Regions from separate parts of the Homo sapiens genome. Here regions 1 and 2 are each linked to region 3. Evidence: chromatin contacts called from ENCODE Hi-C data. All regions are on one chromosome and are shown on one strand. The core of a region is the stretch at or near the end of the contact, and the rest is flanking DNA. Distances in the headings are between cores, read along the strand shown. Region 1 holds the start of ZNF571 (zinc finger protein 571). Region 2 holds the start of ZNF570 (zinc finger protein 570). Region 3 holds the start of ZNF234 (zinc finger protein 234).

Region 1 (4,250 bases), core at 114-2,613, 6.5 Mb before region 3:
CGCGGTGGCTCACGCCTGTAATCCCAGCACTCTGGGAGGCCCAGGCGGGTGGATCACGAGGTCAGGAGATCGAGACCATCCTGGCTAACACGGTGAAACCTCGTCTCTACTAAAAACACAAAAAATTAGCCGGGCATGGTGGCGGGCGCCTGTAGTCCCAGCTACTCGGGAGGCTTAGGCAGGAGAATGGCGTGAACCCGGAAGGCGGAGCTTGCAGTGAGCCGAGACCGCACCACCGCACTCCAGCCAGGGCGACACAGCGAGAATCCGTCTCAAAAAGCAAACAAACAAACAAAAAAATCTTAGACCAGAAAGGACTGCTGTATCATTGGGTGGAAAGGAGAGGTGTAGTGTGGCTGGGGAGTAGAGCTAAACTGATGATCCCATCCCCGCAGCATCATTTATGGGGTGCCTAAGGACCAGTCACTAGCATGGCTGGTTCTTCCTTAGGAAGATGTTGCTGGAGGTAGAAAACGTTTCGGAAAGGAAGAAATTTGAGGTTAGAAAGAAAACAGGAACTTCACACAAGACTTTCAGAAGTGCGATATTCTTTTCCTCTGGGTGCCTCTCTTGGAAAACGCAGAACCGAGAAAAGAAATAAGCATCATAGAACATCAGAGCTCTCGGAGCAGACGAAACAATTTAGGATAACACCAACCTCTAGAAAGGGATTAGTCTTCCCCACAGGGCTGTCAAGCTAGAATAGGACATCTTTAACAGTGGTCTTCTTCCTAAGACACTTCCAGGGGTAAAGCCTCACCATCAGGGAAACTTCAAAAAGAGCCTCTTACTCTGCAAAGAAACTGCAGCAGCTGTAACCGCACGATTCTCAGCTGGCTTAATGATGTCCGTGTCACACGAGGAGTACTGCGGCCCGGGAGGGGCCAAGCGCTAGGAGCATTAACAGGCGGCAGGTGAGCCCACCCCGCGGCCGCACAAGCGCACACGCACACGTCCAGGGCGGAGGAACACTACTAGTAACACCCGCCTCCTTCTAGCCTCCCTATCCCAAAGTTATGGTGCCGATTTTGTCCGCGGCAGGGGCTCCAGGGGCACACTCATAAATTCGGTGCGGAGGAACACAACTAGCAGCACCACACCCCCGCCACTGCCAGAACCAAAGTGACGGTGCCGACACCCCTCCGCAAGCGCAAGGCCGACTTCCATAAGTAATTAGCCAGAGCACCGTCCCGTTCCTGTCAGCACCGAGCCCCAGCCAGGACACCGGTATTCCCAGCACCATACAAGAACTACTTTTTCGATGAAGCAACCCAAAAGCTGCGAGCGGTTCCCGGTGAGGCCGCCCACTCACCTGGCCGGCGCAGACAAGCTCCGTGCGTCAAGACATAACAGCGTAAGTGTACGACGTTGCGCAGCGACGCGGGGGCCTTCGGGAAATGTAGTCTACAACTGGAAACCGGCCGGATCGTGTCTGCGCAGGCCCAGCAGCTAAGATCGGGTCCGGCGCTCCAGAACAGAACGATCCCTGAGGCTCCCTTGCTCGAACTGTGGGACTTACCCTACTATGGTCCGAGCCTACCCTATTTCATTATACTCAAGTAACGCCCCAGAAATTCCAGAGAATCTCACACAAAGAGGTTGAGTCTTGCCGTGGTGCCTTCAGGGGAATGTCATCCCGGGCTAGAAGAGCTGCAAAAGGCTGTCAGGTAAGGTCTGGATTTCTCTCTGACAGCTCTGGCCGTGACGCAGTGGCCACGATACCGGGTTGCTGCTCAACGGGGTTCGGAAGTGTGACGCATTCTTTGCGGCCATGTGTGTGTGTGTGCGTGTGTGTGTGGGTCTGTGCGCGCGCGTGTCCGAGTGTCCTCTGTGGGTGCAGAGTGGGTAGTGGCCATGCCTGTGTGATGTGCGTCAGATTATGCTTGAGGCTATTAGTGGCGCATTTAGTATTGTGTGCGGAAGGGTCTTGGGAATGGTTTGATTATAGCTTTGAGGGTGACTGATGTCTGTTTAATCAGATTCAGCCTGCGACTGAGTATCTTATAACCTGTAAGAAATTGATTTTTCTTTGCATGGTCATGAATTTAAAATAGATTCCCATGAAATTATATAAATGTAGTGAATGATTCATTGAGAGTTCGCCTGTGGCAGTGAATGTGGGGAAAGAAGTGTGTGAGCATAATATGGTGAGAATGAGCACGATTGTGTGCAGCGCTGTATTATAGTGATATCTCCTGGCTTCAGTTTTCTCACCTGTAAAGTGAGGGTGTCAGTCGTGTAACGCTTTGGAACAATGCTTTTTAATAGGAATTTCTGCAAAACTGAGTTCCATTTTTTATATCTGTGCTCTCCAATATAGTAGCCACTAGCTACATATGGCTATTGAGAAATTGAAATGTGGCTGGTTTGACTGAGGAACGAATTTTTTAAATTGTGTTCAATTTTAATAAATCTAAATGTAAACAGCTATATATGGCTAATAGTCTTCCTATTGAACAGTACAACCTGGAGCATTAATTTGCCTTCAAGATTTGAAGGGGGTAAAAACTTAATTCATCTAGCAAATATTTGAAAATGAAATTCTTAAAACTTCCTTAAATTTTTTTTTAAATTTGAGATGATTGTAGATTCATATGAGGTTGTAAGAAATAATAGAGACATTGTGTGTTATCTTCAACTTAGTCTTCTCCAATGACAACATCTTGCAGGACTGTAGTATAATATGACAACCAGGATGTTGACATTGATAGTCAAGATAGATCATTTCCATCACCTCGAGGATCTGTTGTGTTGCCCTTTTATAGACAAATGCACTTTCTTCCCTCTTGTTTGAAGATATTCGCGTCAACATTAATGATAATGTAGGCATACCTCATTTTATTGTGCATCATTTTATTGCACTTTGCAGATACTGTATTTGTTTGTTTTAAAGAGACAGGCTCTCACTGTCTCACCCAGGCTGGAGTGCAGTGGTGCAGTTATAGCTCACTGCAGTCTCGAACTCCTGGGTTCAAGGGATCCTCCAGCTGGCCCACAAAGCCTGAAATATTTATTATGTGGTTCTTTGCAGGAAAAGTTTGCAGACTCCCAATCTATATTATTTCTGATGGCTACTTTATTTTCTATTATATGGATACACTAGAATTTATTTAACCTGTTCTTTATTGAAGTCTAATTTATGTTTGTATCTAGCTTTTTCCATTTTAAAATTAGTCTATCTGCACCTGTCTGCATATATCCTAGTGAACATATATAATTATTTTCCTTAGACAGGGTCATAGGAGTGGGATTACTGAAACATCTGGCTCATATTATTAAATTCTGCTAATATAAATTTCTAATTTACCCTCTTTAAGGTGGCACCAGTGTATAACATGGCGTGAGGGCATCTATTTTACTCCAGTTTAACATGTTATTATCAGTCTATTCAATGTTCCCGTGTTGTAAATATAAAATGCTATTTGCCACTTTAACGTATATTATCTTAATAAGTAGCAACATTTAATAGCTTTTAGTCATTAAACCCAAGTCATTATTCACGCTTGGGTTTTATTAGGCGTAATAAGAAATTCTGGGTATCAGTGACAAGAGCACAGTTGAAAAAGAACTGGCTTTGTAGTTGGAGAATTGTGGATTCAGAACTCAGATGTCTTGTTTATTAACAGTGGATTTAGGTTTCTGTTTTTCTGATGTTGAAGTGGAGATAATAATGACATTGTAGAACTGTTCTAAGGATTAAATAGCTATATATAAGGTATGCATCACATAAAAGTTGATTTTTTTTTTATTGCTTCCAGGGCCATAAATTTACTTCTCCCTCTAGTTTGGGTACTGAGGGAGAAGGGAGGGTGAATGATGTCCTGCAGGGACCCTGGGGACTCTTCTGATTGAGGGAAATGGGGAGTGGTGAGCCCTGAGGATTGTGGGAGTTCCAGTTCAGGCTAGGAAAAGGGATCCCAGTGTGCAAGTATAATTTTGCAATGATAAAGGCCATCATGGATTGTCTATGCCAGGGATCAGCAACTGTTTCTTTGGTTTTTTGTTTGTTTGTTTTTGAGACGGAGTTTCAATCTTGTTACGCAGGCTGGAGTGCAATGGGGCGATCTCAGCTCACCGCAGCCTCCCCCTCCCAGATTCAAGCGATTTTCCTGCCTCAGTCTCCTGAGTAGCTGGGATTATAGGCACGCGCCACCACATCCAGCTAATTTTGTATTTTTAGTAGAGACGGGGTTTCTCCATGTTGGTCAGGCTGGTCTTGAACTCCCGACCTCAGGTGATCTGCCCGCCTT
Region 2 (4,385 bases), core at 860-3,359, 6.7 Mb before region 3:
CCCGCGGCTCACCCGGGCGGGACTGGCTTCACTGTTTGCGCGTCCTGAGAAGCAGACCACGGTGTTCCAGGGCTCACAGCTCCGCGCAGGGGAGCTCAGCCTAGGTTTTGCACGAGCGGCCTCCCGCGAGCCCAGCTCTGAGAGATTGGGAGCGCAACTTGGTGCTGAGAAGAATCGAATCGTTCCGCTGCTTCCTGCGCCGAACTACATTTCCCAGAGGCCTTCGCGGCCCTACTTCCCCGACCCCACCTGCAAAAAGGCACTTCCTTCTTACAGTCGGCTGGAGCTGCAGGTTCGCAAGGTCCGTGAAGGAAGCCCGGCTCAGTGTGTTTAGTTCCGTCTTTTTGGGTCTCTACCTGAGGCTAGAATACAGCGGGGTGAAGGTGGTGAGAGCTCCAGGGCCAGTGAAGGCCGGGTCAGCTGGAGCCTTAAGGTCCTGACAGCGGCTAGAAGAGGGAGGAGTGACGTAGTGTGACTGTATGTGTGAAACTTCGGCCATGGAATTTGGAGTGGGGTTTCCAGGGCGAGAGACCCTGTCCAGTGACATCTGAGGTCGTGCGAATATGCGACCTTTTGTGTGACCATGGTCGCGTTTTATATTCTCGTGGCTGTTTGATTCTGACCTTGCAGTTTTGTCAGAGACAATGTGCATGTATTTGTTCTTTCTGGACTTCTCGATTGTGAGTGTGACAGTGTTATTGGATTTCATGACCCGGGATCGTGAGCGAAAAGTAGTGTGGCCAGACCGCCTGACTTCTAAACAGACTTGGCCTTACTAGCTGTGTCATCTCAGACTAGGTACTTAACTTCTCTATGCCTTTCGTGTTTTTTTTTTTTTGTTTGTTTTGTTTTTTTTGAGGCAGAGCCTCACTTTGTTGCCCAGGCTGGAGAGTGCAGCGGCGCGATGTTGGCTCACTGCAGCCTCGAACTCCCGGGCTCAAGCGATTCTCTGCCTCGGCCTTCCGAGTAACTGGGACCACAATCAAGGGACACTCCGCCCGGCTGATTTTTGTTTGTTTGTTAGTAGAGATAAGGTCTCGCTATGTTGCCCAGGCTGCTCTCGAACTCCTGAGCTCAAGCGATCCTCCCGCCTGGGCCTCAAAAAGTGCTAGGATTACAGGCATGAGCCGCACGGGGCCGGTCTTAATACCTTTAATAAAGAGATAATAGGCCGGACGCGGTGGCTCACGCCTGTGATCCCAGCACTTTGGGTGGGCAAAGCGCACGGATCATTTGAGGTCACGAGGTTTTTGTTTGTTTGTTTTTTAAGACGGAGTCTTGCTCTGTCGCTCAGGCTGGAGTGCAGTGGCGCGATCTCGGCTCACTGCAACCTCCGCCTCCTTTCGCCTCCCAGGTTCAGGCAATTTTTCTGCCTCAGCCTCCTGAGTAGCTGGGACTTAAGGCGCGTGCCACCACGCCCGGCTAATTTTTTTGTATTTTTAGTAGAGACGGGGTTTCACCATGTTGGTCAGGCTGGTCTCGAACTCCTGACCTCGTGATCTGCCCACCTTGGCCTTCCAAAGTGCTGGGATTACAGGCGTGAGCCACCGTGCCAGGCTGAGGGTAGCGGGTGGGAGACTGCCAGGAGTGTAGTGCGCTTGCGCAGTTTACCACCCTGCATCCCCCCCACCCCGCTCCCCTCCCAATTTTTTTCGGGTATCCAGCACAATTCTAGGAATTCGCCTCCCACCCATTTTGAGTAGACGCGCCACTAGCGCGTTCCCACGCACAAACCTTTTCCCTGCGGCCAACCTGCGATTCTCAACTCCCCGCCCTGGTTGCTAAGGGAGGCGCGCAGAGCGCTTGTGCCTGCGCACTTCCACACCAGCCCGTGTAGTGTGACGCTGGGCCCCGTCCCTGTGACCGGGCCAGGCTCGGAGCTGCAGGGAATCCGGACTTTCGGGCTCTCTGGAAGGCCGGGGAGAGGCCAGTGTGGGAGGACCTGGTGGGGAGGAGGCCGTGTTACAAACCCTGCGCGGAGCTGCACCGCTGCTGCCAGACACTGCGACGCCGCGACCTTTTCTACTCCGGACTACGTTTCCCAGCGGACCCCGCGGGAGTTGGGCCGGCGGCCCCTTTGTGTCCTCCGGGGGCGGAGGCAGCTGAGGCGCTTCTTTCCGGGCCCGTAAGGGCTGGGTTCCATCCAACTAAGGGTAGCGGTGAGACCCGAGTGCAGATTCCCCGAGCCTTCGGGGCAGGAAGGAGATCTTCCACCAGTTCTGTTCTGCAGGTCGGGAGTGGGCTGAGGAGTGGCGTGTGGGTCTCCGGAAGCTCGTCGCAGGCCATCTGTGTGACTCCGGTGCGAGTGGAGGTTGGTACCGTTCAGTGCGAGGCTGTCACCCCGTGTGCCTGTCCACGTCCTGTGTGACTGGGTGCGAGGAAGTCAATGGCACCGTGGAATGTGAGGCTGTGAGTTGAGGCGGGAGCGGGCGACTGTTCGCTGCACCTTGTTGGGCCGATACCCGCGGCTTCTTTGTGACTGGGTTGTGAGATTGTCGCTTGTGATAGATACCCTGGTGGCTGAGCCTTGCCGGTATGGGAAAGGGTGCCCGTGTGAGGCAGTCCATACCCATGGCCTCTGACTGTGGCGTGGGTAAGACGGTGGTTGGCACTGTAGTTTTTCAGACTCTGATTATGTGGGGGATTGAGTGAGAGACTGTGTGCCACGGAGAGGCTTTTAAAGCCAGCCCAAGTCATATCAATGTGCCACCAAGTTTCAGAATCACTGATTTATTGGAGAGGAGGATTGTGGGGTCAGGTCCTCTTTTATTTGATCTTGGTGCTCTTATTTGTTAGTTCTGTGTCTTTATGTGAAAACTTACATTCCTCTGAGTCTGTATTTGTAAAGCCTAGAACATCTGTTGTTAACCTAAGGAATTGGGAAATGATTTAGGCATCAGTTAAATTGTATGCAAACAAATTCCTAGGTCTCCATTATGCTCTCTCTATTGGAGGGAAGGTTGCAAGAGGAGGAAAGAGAATCCTAAAAAGTCTAGACTGGTGATTCTGGATGCTGCAAGAAAAGTCTAGTTTCTCATGTTCTTTTCCCCATCTCAGTCATCTGAGGCCACTGCTATTTCCCAAGAGAAGAGCCAGGAGGAAGAAAGAATGGCTGTTGGGCTTCTTAAAGCCATGTACCAGGTGTGTTGGTGTTTTCTCGATTTCCTGAATACCTGTCTGCTTTTCAAAACAAGCAGGTACTAATTTTCCTTCTGCTGAAACGTTTCTGGGTAACCAGTCATGTCCCTTATCAACACTCTCCATTGGATTCCCATCTTATTCAAGATAAACGCGTAAGTCCTTGTCTTGACCTGCAGGGCCCTGCATAATCTGGTCCCTGACTGTCCCTCTGACTTCATCTAATTTTTCTCATCCTGTCTTTAACTCAGTCACTCAGTTCCAGCAACACTAGCTTCCTTGTAATGTGGTGAGTACATTCTTATTTATTCTTTTTTTTTTTTTTTTTTTTTTTTGAGACAGAGTCTCACTCTGTTGCCAGGCTGGAGTGCAGTGGCGCAATATGGCTCACGGCAACATCCACCTCCTGGGTTCAAACGATTCTCCTGCCTCAGCCTCCCGAGTAGCTGGGACGATAGGTGTGCGCCATCACGCCCAGCTAATTTTTGTATTTTTAGTAGAGACGGGGTTTCACCATGTTGGCCAGGATGGTCTGAAACTCCAGACCTCAGGTGATCCACCTGCCTCGGCCTCCCAAAGTGCTGGGATTACAGGCGTGAGCTACCATGCCTGGCCAGTGAGTACATTTTTTTTTTTTTTTTTTTTGTTGAGACGGAGTCTTGCTCTGTCTCCAGGCTGGAGTACAGTGGCACGATCTAGGCTCACTGCAAGCTCTGCCTCCCAGGTTCACACCATTCTCCTGCCTCAGCCTCCCAAGTAGCTGGGACTACAGGCGCCCACCACCACGCCTGGCTAATTTTTTGTATTTTTAGTAGAGACGGGATTTCACCATGTTAGCCAGGATGGTCTCGATCTCCTGACCTCGTGATCCGCCCGCCTTGGCCTCCCAAAGTGCTGGGATTACAGGCGTGAGCCACCGCACCCGGCCACTGCACCCATGCATTCTTAATGCATGGCCTTGCACTTGCTATTCTCTCTGCCTGGGATACTGTTCCCTCAGATACCCGATACAGACCAACTTCCTCACTCTAGTCTCTAACCAAAAACGTTCATTCATTCTAATTTTTAGTAAGCACCCATTACCACTGGGTGTCGCAGGTCTTAGTCCCTCATCCTGTTCTCTACACTTACTACCCTGGTGATCTCATCCTGTCTCATAGCCTCAAATACCATGTATATGCCAACAACTACCAAATTGTGTACAGCCCAGACCTCTCTCTTGAACTCTAGACTTGTATACCTGACTG
Region 3 (4,658 bases), core at 1,896-4,395:
CTCAAAAAAAAAAAAGTATATATTTGCTAGTTTTGTCAGCTGAGAGGGTCAAGAATAAAAAACACTAAGGTAGCAGCGATCATACCTAGCACTCAGTTCTTTGTTTCTAACTACATTTTCCACAAATAGGAACCAGAAGTCCTAGGAGAAATATCTGATCTCATGGCTAGGGTAGGGAAAATACCCAATGAACTTGAAAAATACCTAATGAACTTGGAACACACAGTATCAGAAAGTAAACCAGTGCACAAAGAGCTCATATCATGATGAACAGGAGGAGCCAGAAGGCAAGAGGGGACTGCTTGAAGAGGATTTTACTGGCAAAATCTGAGACAACCAGAGAATCAAAATACATAATAACAGTAGTAGATGTGAACTCATTAATATAACAAGAATTCACAAATCCACACTGGTATAAACAAATAAATAATATAGATGGAAAGCTTTTTCTTAGAGCATAATGCCAAAAAATCAACATAGAATGAGTTGGAGTATCTCAGTTTTTCACCAGATAGTAGTAACTTTTTAGGGGAAAAATAATTTTAGAGTGCAGAATTCTGGAGAGAAACCCCTTAATCAACTGTTCAAGTTTAGCAGCACCAGTAATGGATAAAAACTAGTATCTGGTATATCCTGAGATCATGCACTAAGGACAGAAATTGATCATAATCCAGAAAGACATAATCTTGAATGTTGGAATCGCTGAAGATCAAAATGTTAAAAATATAACCCTGGAAAAAATAATTTTAAATTTTTTAGAAGATATTGACTGATTTACATTTCTTTCTTTTCTTCCTTTTTTTTTTTGTTTTTTTTTCTGAGACAGAGTCTCGCTCTGTCACTCAGCTGGAGTGCATTTCCCTTCCTTCCTCCCTCCCTTCCACTTTTTTTTTTTTTTTCTGAGACAGTGTCTCGTTCTGTCACCCAGATTGGAGTGCAGTGGCGTGATCTCGGCCTCCCAGGTTCAAGTGATTCTTGTACCTCAGCCTCCTGAGTAGCTGGGATTACAGGCATGTATCACCATGCCACGCCCAGCTGATTTTTTGTATTTTTAGTGGAGACAGTGTTTCACTATGTTGGCCAGGCTGGTCTCAAACTCCTGGCCTCAAGTAATCCGCTGGCCTTGGCATCCCAAAGTACTGGGTTTACAAGCGTGAGCCACTGCGCCTGGCCGAGATGGAGCATCTCAATAAATTTTGTCATTTGGAAGGGCCGACTAGAGCAACAATACAGCTGTAACTAGTATAGAAATAGCAGTCAGTCAATTTTCAAAGAGGGGGATGTGTGGCATTGTGTGGTTAGCATAGTAACCTTGTTTTTATGTAAACACAATTGTGAAAAGGTATTTTTTTAGTTTATAAAATGAATCTAGAATGTGAGACTTCATTTTTTAAAAAACAAAAATATAGATTGATAAGTGTATTAGTCCATTCCCCCATTGCTATAAAGAAATACGTGAGTCTGGGTAATTTATAAAGAGGTTTCATTGGCTCACACAGAGTCCTGCAGCCTGTAAAGGAAACATGGCAGCATCAGCTCAGCTTCTGGGGAGGCCTCAGGAAACTTACAACCATGCTGCAAGGCGACTAGGGAGCCAGCACTTCACATGGCCAGAGTAGGAGGAAAAGAGCGAGGAGTGAGATGCTACACAATTTTAAACAAGCAGATCTCATGAGAACTCTATCAGGAGAACAGCACTAGAGGGATGGTGCTAAACCATTAGAAACCTCCCCGGTGATCCAATCGCCTCCCACCAGGCCCCAACTCCAACACTGGGGATTACATTTCAACATGAGATTTGGGTGGGGACACAGATCTAAACCATATCAATAGGCCAATGTATGTTTATGGGGAGAAAAAAATCTGGTTATCTTTTTTTTTTTTTTTTTTTCCGTGACAGAGTCTTGCTCTGTCGCCCAGGCTGGAGTGCAGTGGCATGATCTCGGCTCACTGCAACCTCTGCCTCTCAGGTTCAAGCGATTCTCCTACCTCAGTCTCCCGAGTAGCTGGAATTACAGGCACGCACCACCATGCCCGGCTAATTTTTGTATTCTTAGTAGATATGGGTTTTCACCATGTTCTCCTGGCTGGTCTCGAACTCTTGACCTCATGGTCCGCCCGCCTTGGCCTTCCCAAAGTGCTGGGATTACAGGCGTGAGCCACCGCACCCAGCCCCTGGTTATCTTGAAGAAAGATTTTAGATGGGTTTTTTTCTGATTTTGCTTTATTCTATTATTTATTTGTATCAACCAATGTAAGCCAGATTCCAAATTGCTAACTATAATGACGATATTTTAACCAAAAAATATAAAGGAAGAAAATAAAATATGTTCCTTCACGTATAGGATCCTCCTTAATGCTACTGCATTAAATAAATCATAGGCATTGGGTGTCTGACATCAATGCCAAGCGCTTCACCAGTTATACTTGCTTTGAAGTATTGGGCAATTTAAGAGCTTCTCTGAAATTTGGTGTTTTTACCTCTTCAGTAGACATAATACCATGAAAAGTGTAAACGAAAGAAGATAGCTTTTCCATGAGGACAGGGCTTCCCCACTGGCCCTCTCAAATGATGATTGTTTTTCCTGCCAAACCAGTGGTACCACAGCGTCTGGAGTAGGGGCTGGCACCTTCTTTGTTCTTCATTGCCTCTCCCAAACCATTGTACTTGCTCACTCTTCCAACTTTTAGTTTTGGCCTCATATTATCAGTTTATAGTAATCAATCATCAATCATCTACTGACCCCTAAAAAGTCATTCCCCATTTAGTCCTTGAAGATTGTATCTCCTCGCTTGTTCTCTTTCCAATAATCCTCCGTAGTCCTGGGAGGCGTTTAGACTTCAGGAATTGCTGTCTATTCAATATTTTCGCTCAAGGACTCAGGCAGAGGGAAGGACGACTCTCAGGGTCACAGTCCACATTCCCTACCAAGCGCTCAGCGATATAGGATTCGTTCCCCATGGGCAGTGCGGGAATCGTAGGCAAGGAGCACCGCGGAGTCCCATCGCTTTTCCCTGAAGGGTGAGATTCTGAACGTTTTTCCCTCAGCATTCTGAGTGTAATCCAAACGCTCAGTGGAGTCGTGGTCCATTTGACCCACGCAGGGGGATCCGGGGAATTCTGGGAAATGTAGTCCCGCCAATCAGTGGAGTCGCGGGCACTTCCGCTCCAGGGAAGAGGGGGCGATTGTCACGGCACATTCCACGGTAGTTTCTTCCAGTTCCGCGACTCGCGGGCCCCTCCTAATGTCAGGGACTTAAGATTGGGGCTCGCTGGGACCTGGTGGTCCGGTTATGGGAAAAGAAGCCTCGTGGGAGAGCAGAGGTTTGGTGGGGCGAGGGCGGCGGCTTTTGTTGTGTCAGCGGAGCCTTCTTGGGCTGGGGCTCCCCTCGTGTCCCGCGGCGGGAGGCGGGGGGCATTGGGACTTGGTTGGGTCGCGTCTCGCCTGGTTTGAGGGTTTCCGGGGCTCTGAGCTCGCCCACTCCGCCTCCCTGCACTCCAGGCGCGCAGTCACTTTTTTACAGTGCAAGGTTGGCGTGTTAATCTCCCTGGGCCTCTCCTTGCTGTTCTTTAAAATGGGGACGTTAGGACCATCTTTGTAGAATCGTTTTGGTAACTGGAATAGGTTACACAACACAAACAGTCCCTGTCACTTGGTGAGTGGTGGTTTCTTGTTACTTTCCCACGAAACCTGTTAGGTCCCCCGGTGGGGTCAGAGCTCCAGCAGCAGGGGCCTCAGCCCTTATCTCTGATCCCTGCAGGACGCTGGACGATCCCGGACGCCTTCTGACCTCTTTTTAGGCAGGCGAGGGTTGCGTCCACTTCCACGAAGGGAGGGGAGCATTTAACTTTTCTCAGGGACAGCGACCCAGTCAGGATGTTTCACAGCTTTCTCCTTCCCCAGCCTGAAAAAGGACTGCGCGGACTGACTTCTTGGCTACTGAAAGCAAAGCTCCACGTGAGTGTGACTTGTCATTTTTCTTTTACAGAGACTGTATCTTTGTAGCATGTGTAATAGGGCATGGGCATTTATAATAATTAAGCCTTAATTGCTAACTTCAATTCTAGGGGATTTATACAATTAGATACGTTTAAGCCGCAACGTGACTCTGTGGAGAGGTACTGGTCATCCAAGTAGTAAGAGGTGAAACTTGGGTTGGAACCTAGGCATTCAGGGTCAGAGCCCGAGTTGATCATCTCTTGGATATATTCTCATTGAGGCAGAGGAACTAGCTGTACTCAGGTGGGGAAAGTAAGTTAGAACTTGATTAAAGGACCTTAAGAGCAAGGCTAATTGCCTTGGAGTTTTCTCAGTTTTTAAAAACTGTCAACTATTTTGTTTCATTTATTACAAATATTTCACATTCTAATAGAACCGTATCACTGTGAAGCATTCAGAAATTACAGAAATACGAAGATACAAAAATTGTAATTACCTATGAAATCAGGATGTAAAGATAGTAATGGTTAAATTTCTAATGCATTTTGTTTTAGTGGTTCCATGTTTATATTACTTATAAATGTTTTACAAAATTTTTATTATACATTTCTCAATGTTTTTCTATTTATCTGCTTATCCATGGAAATTTCCAGATAAAGAGATAATAAACTAGTGACCTGCCATATTCTATCATGCTCATTCTTATTCTTCTCATTA

Evidence for each region. A loop is a pair of places that touch in the nucleus more often than their neighbours do. Pooled maps may share reads with other maps.
Region 1: a loop to region 3 is called in a pooled map, with 11 times the contacts of the local background. The contact joins the promoter of ZNF571 here to the promoter of ZNF234 in region 3. A Hi-C loop is called at or near these places in 6 of 50 pooled maps.
Region 2: a pooled map shows a loop between it and region 3 (15-fold over the local background). The contact joins the promoter of ZNF570 here to the promoter of ZNF234 in region 3. A Hi-C loop is called at or near these places in 4 of 50 pooled maps.

What each region holds. Positions count from the first base shown.
Region 1 is chr19:37,593,429-37,597,678 of GRCh38, forward strand. ZNF571 (zinc finger protein 571) reads right to left here and starts at 1,364. Exons shown (of 4, transcript NM_016536.5): 1 at 1,313-1,364. ZNF540 (zinc finger protein 540) reads left to right here and starts at 1,448. Exons shown (of 5, transcript NM_001172225.3): 1 at 1,448-1,667. RefSeq lists enhancers at 325-1,006, 806-935, 1,006-1,055, 1,007-1,689, 1,286-1,485 and 2 more.
Region 2 is chr19:37,467,247-37,471,631 of GRCh38, forward strand. ZNF570 (zinc finger protein 570) reads left to right here and starts at 2,110. Exons shown (of 5, transcript NM_144694.5): 1 at 2,110-2,311; 2 at 3,058-3,141. The coding sequence starts at 3,109. ZNF569 (zinc finger protein 569) reads right to left here and starts at 198. Exons shown (of 6, transcript NM_152484.3): 1 at 1-198. RefSeq lists enhancers at 19-68, 1,785-2,284.
Region 3 is chr19:44,138,409-44,143,066 of GRCh38, forward strand. It overlaps ZNF234 (zinc finger protein 234), which reads left to right and starts at 3,146. Exons shown (of 6, transcript NM_006630.3): 1 at 3,146-3,325; 2 at 3,906-3,959. RefSeq lists enhancers at 3,174-3,573, 3,328-3,918, 3,584-3,633.